Linked DNA regions of Homo sapiens: region 1 is linked to region 2. A link is an interaction called in ENCODE POLR2A ChIA-PET data of the cell type or tissue named here. Cell type or tissue: K562. All regions are shown on one strand. Links, peaks and the distances in the headings refer to the core of each region. The heading gives the core; the rest is flanking DNA.

The links. ChIA-PET counts read pairs that join two places held together with the same protein. Peaks named below come from ENCODE experiments on the same cell type or tissue, not always from the same donor. Only the 100,000 strongest peaks of a DNase experiment are listed, where the experiment ranks them.
Region 1: POLR2A ChIA-PET joins it to region 2 with 8 read pairs; 3 of 35 experiments call an interaction of 5 or more read pairs at or near these places.

What each region holds. Positions count from the first base shown.
Region 1 is chr14:102,583,397-102,587,783 of GRCh38, forward strand. No RefSeq gene overlaps it. Among named protein-coding and RNA genes, the nearest start is that of RCOR1, 7.1 kb to the right of the region's middle. RefSeq lists an enhancer at 811-1,339. In K562, for the core only: no CTCF peak of the experiment used is centred there; a DNase peak (open chromatin) is centred at 2,275.
Region 2 is chr14:102,474,982-102,479,368 of GRCh38, forward strand. All of the region lies in intron 17 of TECPR2 (tectonin beta-propeller repeat containing 2), which reads left to right. Among named protein-coding and RNA genes, the nearest start is that of ANKRD9, 33 kb to the right of the region's middle. In K562, for the core only: no CTCF peak of the experiment used is centred there; no DNase peak of the experiment used is centred there.

The sequences.
Region 1 (4,387 bases), core at 318-4,317, 110 kb after region 2:
GAGGGTCTTCGGCTATCCCCTGCGTCACTCCCAGGAGCCCCAAGATGTGTGCGCAGCAGAGGAGACTCTGAGACACATTCTCCTCTAGACCAGGCACTGCTGAACACTGGAGCAGTGCAAGCAGGACGGCAACACCAAGAGGTCCTGGGCGGGGTGGGGTCTGGGGAGGGAGAGAGATACAAGAACCAAGAGTCCCAGGGCTGCAGCTGAGACAGGGCTGGTAATGAGGCACAGCCCCGGAGTGGGCAGGGGTGGGGACCTCCCATGGATGGGATGGTCAGAAGGCTCCTGGAGGAGGTGACATGTAGGTGGGGTAAGGCAGAGGAAGCCTGGGAAGATTGGGGGAAAGGTGTTCCCGGCCTAGAAACAGCCGAATGCCAGCAGGCCTCTCCGTGTCACACCCCTGCCTCCTAGGGCCATCCATCTCTCTGTCTGTCTGTTCCAGGGAGGGTTCCCCGGTTTGTCTTTTACTGAAAGATCCTGGAGGAGGGGAGGGCTAGTTGTTGCTCTTATGCAAAGGCCCTGAGGCAGGTGCAGGGTGTGAAGGGGAGGGGAGACATGAGGCCAGGAGTCGAAGTGGAGCTGGAGGCAGGGCCATGCCTCATGTGCCTGGGGCCAGCTGTGGAGTGTTTGGAATTTCATCCTTGGCCCACAGGAAATCCCCGTAGGGACCGGGGGTGGGGGTGGGGGGTGGTGGGGGTTGTAAGCCAGGAAGGAAGTGATCCAGCCCTTGTTTCAAAGATGATCTCTGGCTGTCATGTCATTAGGGGATGGCAGTTGGAAGGGTGTCGTGGTATCTAAGCTGGTAGAGGAAAGAGTACGGCCCAGGTATCCCACCTCCCAGGGCACCCTCGTGTCACTCTTGACAGGCCCAGTACTTGCAGTGTCCTGGGGAAAAGCCCCATGTGTCTCTCATCTGTGAACGAGAGGTGAATGGAGGCCCATCTAGCTGGGCCAGGCCTGACCATCCGCAGGACTGAATGCCAGCAAGCCTTTCCACGTCCCACCCCTGCCCACTAGGGCCATCCGTATCTGTCTGTCTGTCCCAGGGAGAGTTCCCTGGTTTGTCTTTTACTGAAAGATCCTGGGGGACGGGAGGGCTAGTTGTCACTCTTGTGGACAAGGGGTAGGTCCTCAGCCAGGAAACCTTTCTTTTTTTTTTTTTGAGATGGAGTCTTGCTCTGTCCGCCAGGCTGGAGTACAGTGGCACGATCTAGGCTCATTGCAACCTCCCCCTCTCGGGTTCAAGCGATTCTCCTGCCTCAGCCTCCTGAGTAGCTGGGAAGACAGGCGCCCACCATCACGCCTGGCTAATTTTTGTATTTTTAGTAGAGACGGGGCTTTACCATGTTGGCCAGGCTGACCCCGAACTCCTGACCTCAACTGATCCGCCCGACTCGGCCTCCCAAAATGCTAGGATTACAGGTGTAAGCCACTGTGCCCAGCCCAGGAAACCACTCTTGGAAGGCAGTTTCTAGACAGAGAAAAGAACACCCTTTTCTCTGAGGGTCTAAATGTTGGTGTAGCCGGTATCTGTCTGCTGCGAGGCTGCTGGGAAGCCAGTGCTCTGCTCATTATCTATATCCCTGCCAATATATCTACACTCTTACTGGGGTCTGGTTTAAATGTCCCAGCCTGACCCCAAGACAAAGTCAGCAGTGGTGACTGAAGCAGCCCTTGCTGCGTGGCAGGCTCTGTGCTGGGCACGGGATTCCAGACACACAAGAGTGAGACCCTATCTTGCAGAGCTTACAATTCGGGGTGGGGGCAGGGGGGAGGGAAACACAAGTAGCCCTAAGCATGGCTCATGACAACTGTCATCAGTGCCAGGAGTGGGGACACCAGGGCCTGGGACAGGGGGCTGAGGCGGTCAGGAGGTTCAGAAGGGCTCCTGGAGAAGGGGGCCTGCGAGCTGAGCTGTGAAGGCCAAGGGGCATGATCTGGGTCGCGTGGCCTGGTGGGAGCCTCACCCCTGGGCAATCCTGGGAAGAGAGGTCCCAAAAGTGGGGAATCTTGAGGCCAGCTTAGGCAGGAGGCCCTCTCCTCTCCTGGGCAGAGACCTGCTTCAGCCTAGGTCTGAGCTCTGCCCGAGCTGGTCTTCCCACATGCCTGCGGCCCCTTGAGGGAGGCCTCACACTGGTCCCAGGCCTGCTGCTGCCGTCCGCCCATGCCTCACGGGAAGCTTCTTAGACAGAGTGAAAAGCATTCCTAAGGGAATGTAAAGAAAGGGCGGGGCGGCTGGGCAGGAAAGGGCCTGGCTCACACTTCCCCTCGATAATCTTATCGCGATGACAAGCTCCCAGCCTGGCCTCCATTTGTTCATCTGGACCGGGAGGGTGCCCTGGCTGCAAGGCTGGAGTTAGGATTGACATAACCGTAAAGTGTGGACGTGACCCACCAGGAGCATGGGGATGAGGACTCCTCGGGGTGGCCTTGTGGGAACGGGGTGGGGCACCCACACTGGCCTTGGCACCCTAGCAAAGGTGTGGGTGTGGAAAGCCAGGCCTGAAGTCTCAAGTCCTGGCAGGGAGGCCATCTCCTCCAACACCCTGGCAAATGAAGGATGCAAAGGAAACGAAATCTACAGAAACGCGGAGACCCTGAATGATGTGTTCTTCTGTGTCTTCTTCCTCCTCATTCTTTCTGTTATTTAATTATCTCTATTTTCCAAACAGCTTCCTTGAGATATAATTCATAGTACATGCCATACAATTCACCCATGAGAAGTGTCCGATACAGCAGTTTTAGTATATCCAGAGTCATGCAACCATCACCACAATCAATGTTAGAACATCTCGCCGGGTGAAGTGGCTCACGGTTGTAATCCCATCACTTTGGGAAGCTGAGGGAGGTGAATCACGAGGTCAAGAGATCGAGACCATCCTGGCCAACATGGTGAAACCCTGTCTCTACAAAAAATTAGCTGGGCATGGTGGTGCGCACCTGTATTCCCAGCTACTTGAGAGACTGAGGCAGGAGGATCGCTTGAACCCAGGAAGTGGAGGTTGCAGTGAGTCGAGATTGCACCCTGAGATCGCGCCACTATACCCCAGCCTGGCGACAGGGACTCCGTCTCATACAAACAAAAAAACAAAAAACAACAACAAAAAGAACATCTCATTACCTCAGAAAGAAACCCTGTACCCATTTGCAGTCACTCCACATTCCTCTCTCCCTCAGCAACCAATAATCTGCTTTCTGCCTGTTGTGGACATTTCATAGAAATGGAATCATACACTATGTGGTCTTTTGTGACTAGCTTCTTCATTTAACCTGTTCAGGATTCATCCATGTTGTAGCATCCTTTTTATGGCTGACCCATATTCCAGTGTGGATAGACCACACTTTGTTTAAACATTCATCAGATGAGGGACATTAAGTATGAATAATACTGCTATGAACATTTGCCCACAAGTTTTTGTGTGGACATATGTTTTCAGTTGTTTTGGGTATATATCTCTGAGTGGGATTTCTGGGTCAAATGGCAACTCTATGTTTAACTTCTTGAGAAACTGCCAGACTATTTTCCAAAGCAGCTGCACCATTTTACATTCCCACCAGCAGTGGCTTCCAGCACTTGTTACTGCATCTTTTTGATGAGTGCTATCCTGGTGGGCAAGAAGTGGCATCTCTTTGTGGTTTTTTCATTTCCCTGACGGCTAACATTGAGCATCTTTGCATGAGTTTCTTGGCCTTTTTTTTTTTTGAGACAGGAGTCTCGCTCTGTTACCCAGGCTGCAATGGGGGGCGATATTGGCTCACTGCAACCTCTGCCTCCCAGGTTCAAGTGATGCTCCTGCCTCAGCCTCCAGGTAGCTGAGATTACAGGCACCCACCACCGCGCCTGGCTAATCTTTTTTTTTTTTTTTTTTTTTGAGACGGAGTCTCACTCTGTTGCCAGGCTAGAGTGCTGTGGCGTGATCTCCGCTCACTGCAACTTCCGACTACCTGGTTCAAGAGATTATCCTGCCTCAGCCACCCCATAGCTGGGATTACAGGAATGCACCACCATACCCAGCTAATTTTTGTATTGTTAGTAGAGATGGGGTTCACCATGTTGGCCAGGATGGCCTTGATCTTCTGACCTCGTGATCTGCCCGCTTTGGCCTCCCAAAGTGCTGGGATTACAGGCGTAAGCCACCGCATCCAGCCACAGCTAATCTTTTTTTTGTTTGTTTTTTTGAGACGGAGTTTTTGCTCGTTGCCCAGGCTGGAGTGCAATGGCGCAATCTCTGCTCACTGCAACCTCCGCCTCCTGTATTCATGTGATTCTCCTGCCTCAGCCTCCCGAGTAGCTGGGATTACAGGAGCCTGCCACCATCTGCAGCAAAATTTTTATCTGTAGGAGAGACGCGGTTTCTCCATGTTGGTTAGGCTGGTCTCGAAC
Region 2 (4,387 bases), core at 118-4,117:
GGGCCTCCTCAGCCCCTCATCCTCAAGGCCCACAACAGAGCAGCGGCAAGAACAGTCCCATCCAGGGACACTCACAGGCTACCGTAGAGACACACGCAAACCACTGGCGCCTGTGCTTCCAGAGCTGTGGGCAGAGTGCCATGGAGCCAGCTGGAGAGGGAAGTGCTGTCAGGGCCTTGGAGTGGTCAGAGGATCTCACAAGAGGTGGCACTGGTACAAGAAAGGCAAGTAGGAGTGTAGCAGGCAGGCAGGACAGAGGGTGTTCTAAGCAGAGGGGACATGAAGTATAGGCACTGAGCAGAAGGCACCCTTGCCCAGGGTGCAGAAAGGGGCTGTATTGGGAGACTGGCACAGGCCGGGGCAGGGAGGGCTGGGCTAAGGCATTGGCATCATTCTTGAAGAGTTTGAAGCCAGGCAGGTGGCCTGGTCAGACCATGTTTGAGGAAGGAGCCTGTGTCACAATTCCCTGTGACCAGTCAGAGGGTCTTCTGCTGGACAGATCACATGCACCCATAAGTAGGTCAGATGCCCAGGAGTGTTTTGCCTCAGATATGGAGCAAAATTAGCCTGACAGTAAATGCAGCTCTGGTCCTACCTACTGGAGCTTAAAGCAAGACTCCGAAGAATCAAACTGTTTCAGAGTAACTTACCAGCATCTTAGAACAAAGCTCAAGAATATTTACAGATTGCAAAAATATCCAACATCAGCAAGATAAAATTCACATGGGCAACCAATTAACATTTACCCAACAAGCAGAGAAGCAGGAAAATACGACCTGCAATGAAAGGGGAAGAAATCCGTCAATAGGAGCTGACCCAGAAATGATACAGATGGTAAAATTCATAGACAGGACATTAAAACAGTTGTTACACCTTTATGTGTTCAAGAAGCTAGTAGAGAGATTCAGCCTGTTAAGTAGAAAATGAGAGATAGAAAAACTCCAGGCTAGGCCAGGCATGCAACGGCTCACACCTGTAATCCCAGCACATTGGGAGGCTGAGGTGGGCAGACCACCTGAGGTCAGGAGTTGCCTGGCCAACATGGCAAAACCTCATCTCTACTAAAAATACAAAAATTAGCCAAGCGTGGTGGCACACACCTGTAATCGTAGCTACTCAGGAGGCTGAGGCAGGAGAATCACTTGAACCTGGGAGGTGGAGGTTGCAGTGAGCAAAGATTGCACCACTGCACTCCAGCCTGGGCAACAGAGCGAGACTCTGTCTCAAAAAAAAAAAAAAAAAAAAAAAAACAATATCAAAAAACTCCAGGCTGGGTGTGGTGGCTCGTGCCTGCAATCCCAGAACTTTGGGACGCTGAGCTGGGAGAATTGCTTAAGCTCGGGAGTTCAAGATGAGCCTGGGCAAGATGGCAAGACCCTGCCTCTAAAAAAAAAAAAAAACAACAAAACAAAAAACAACAACTCAAATCAAATTTGTAGGGATTAAAATTGCAATGTCTGAGCTGAAAAATATCACTGGATGAGATTAATGGCAGCATAGAAATTGCAGAAGAAAAGACTAGTGAGCTTGAAGACACAGCAGTGAAAAACCATCCACACTGAAGCCCAGAGGGAAAACAGGCTGGAAAATGTTCAGAGAATCAGTGAGCACAGACCCCTTCAAGTGGCCTCACGTAAATGAAATCCAAGTCTTAAGAGGGAAGAAGGGTGACAGGAAAAAAAGATGTGAAGAAGAAATACAACTGAAAGTTGTCCAAATTTGATGAAATAATTATGCTGAGTCAAGAAGCCAAAGAATACATACTGTTATCATTTCATTTATATAAAATTTGGCCAGGTACAGTGGCTCATGCCTGTAATCCCAACACTTTGGGAGGCTGAGGCGAGCAGATTGCCTGAGCCCAGGAGTTCAAGACCAGCCTAAGCAACATGGCAAAACCCCGTCTGTACAAAAAATACAAAAATTAGCTGGGTGCCTGTAGTCCCAGCTGCTCAAGAAGCTGAGGTGGGAGGATCCCTTGAGCCCAGGAGGCAGAGGCTGCAGTGAGCCATGATGGCTGCCACCTCACTCCAGCCTGGGTGATAGAGCATGACCCTGTCTCAAAAACAAACTTATTTATATAAAATACTAGAAAATGCTAACACAGGCCAGGTGCTGTGGCTCATGCCTGTAATCCCAGCACTTTGGGAGGCCAGGGCGGGTGGATGACCTGAGGTCAGTAGTTCAAGACCAGCCTGGCCAACGTGGTGAAACCCCGTCTCTATTAAAACTACAAAAGTCAGCTGAGTGTGGTGGTGCACACCTGTAATCCCAGCTACTTGGGAAGCTGAAGCAGGAGAATTGCTTGAACCTGAGAGGCAGAGGTTGTGGTGAACCGTGATGACGCCATTGCACTCCAGCCTGGGCAACAGAGCGAGACTCCGTCTCAAAAAAAAAAAAAAGGAAAGAAAATGCTAACACAGATCAGTGCTTACTCAAGGCCTGGCAGAAATTTCAAAGGGGAGGTGTGGCAGTGGCTTCAAGAGTGTATGCATATGTCAAAGCTTACCCAATTATGTACTTTAAATGTGTGCATTTCATTGTATGTCAGCATACCCCTGTAGAGCTGGTTTTTTTTTTTTTTTTTGAGACAGAATCTTGCTCTGTAGCCCAGACTGGGGTACAGTGGTGCGATCTCGGCTCACTGCAAGCTCCGCCTCCTGGGTTCATACCATTCTCCTGCCTCAGCCTCCCAAGTAGCTGGGACTACAGGCGCCCGCCACCATGCCCGGCAAATTTTTTTTTTTTTTTTGTATTTTATGTTGATACAGGGTTTTACCACGTTAGCCAGGACATACAAAAAATTAGCCAGGCGTGGTGGCGGGCGCCTGTAGTCCCAGCTACTCAGGAGGCCGAGGCAGGAGAATGGTGTGAACCCAGGAGGCGGAACTTGCAGTGAGCCGAGATCGCACCACTGCACTCCAGCCTGGGTGACAGAGCGAGACTCCGTCTCAAAAAAAAAAAAAAAAAAAAAAAGAGTTAGCCAGGACGGTCTAGATCTCCTGGCCTCGTGATCTGCCCACCTCCCAAAGTGCTGGGATTACAGGCGTGAGCCACCGCACCCGGCCTGTTTTTGTTTTTTAGAGACAGAGTCTCACTCCATTGCCCATGCTGGAGTGCAGTGGAGTGATTGTGGCTCACTGTAACCTCAAACTCCTGGGTCAAGCCATCCTCCCACCTCAGCCTCCCAACTAGCTAGGACACTACAGGCATGCACCACCGCACCTAGCTAATTTTTAAAAAAATTTGTAGAGGCATAGTCTTGCTATGTTGCCCAGGCTGGTCTTGGACTCCTGGCCTCAAGCAAGCCTCCCACCTTAGCCTCCCAAAGTACTGGGATTACAGATGTGAGCCACCATGTCTGGCCTCTGTAGAGTTGTTTTAAATATTAAAGTGTACAAAAAAAAAATTTAAATGGGCCGGGTGTGGTGGCTCATGCCTATAATCCCAGCACTTTGGGAGGTCGAGGCGGGTAGATTGCTTGAGCTCAGGAGTTCAAGACCAGCCTGGGTATTATTGTGAAATCCCATCTCTATGAAAAATACAAAAGTTAGCCAGGTGTGGTGGCATGTGCCTGTAGTTCCAGCTACTGGGGAGGTTGAGGCTGCAGTGAGCTGTGATCATGTCAGTGCGCTCCAGCCTGGGTGACAGAATGAGACCCTGTCTCAAAAAAAAAAAAAAGTTTTAAATGAAGATTATAGGGTACCCTACATTGTGTTTGGTTTGCAGAGGGAACAGAAATGAGTGAAGCTGCCTAAGCATGGTGGCTCACACCTGTAATCCCAGCACTATGGGAGGCCGAGGCAGGTGGATCACCTGAGCTCAGGAGTTCAGGACCAGCCTGAGAAACATGGTAAAACCCCATCTCTACCAAAAATACAAAAAATTAGCTGGGCATGGTGGCACATGCCTGTAATTTCAGCTACTCGGGAGGCTGAGATGGGAGGATTGCTTGAGCCCAGGAGGCGGAGGTTGCAGTGGGCTGAGATCATGCCACTGCACTCCAGCCTGGGCGAAAGAGTAAGGCCCTGTCTCAAAAAAAAAAAAAAAAAGGAAAAAAAAAAGGAAATGATTGAAGCTGTTTTTGGAGTTAACTGACCAAAAGTTAAATGACTAAAAGAAGAGCGAGGCAGGAGGTTATAGAAGCAATCATGAAAAAAATACAGATCCCCAGGGTCCCAAACCTGGTTTCCGAGGATGGGTAGTGTTTGAACTTGGACTTGAGACTCAATGGGCATTTTCAGTGACCAGCAGGTAAAGAGGCTTGGCCTAGTGTTTCTGAGTAGGGAAGAGTGCTCCTCCCTGCTGCCTTGGGAGGACTGTCTGCTGCTGGACCACCCTGAGGACTGTGAGACATTAGCTCTGTGGGCTTCTAGGCTCCTGGCAG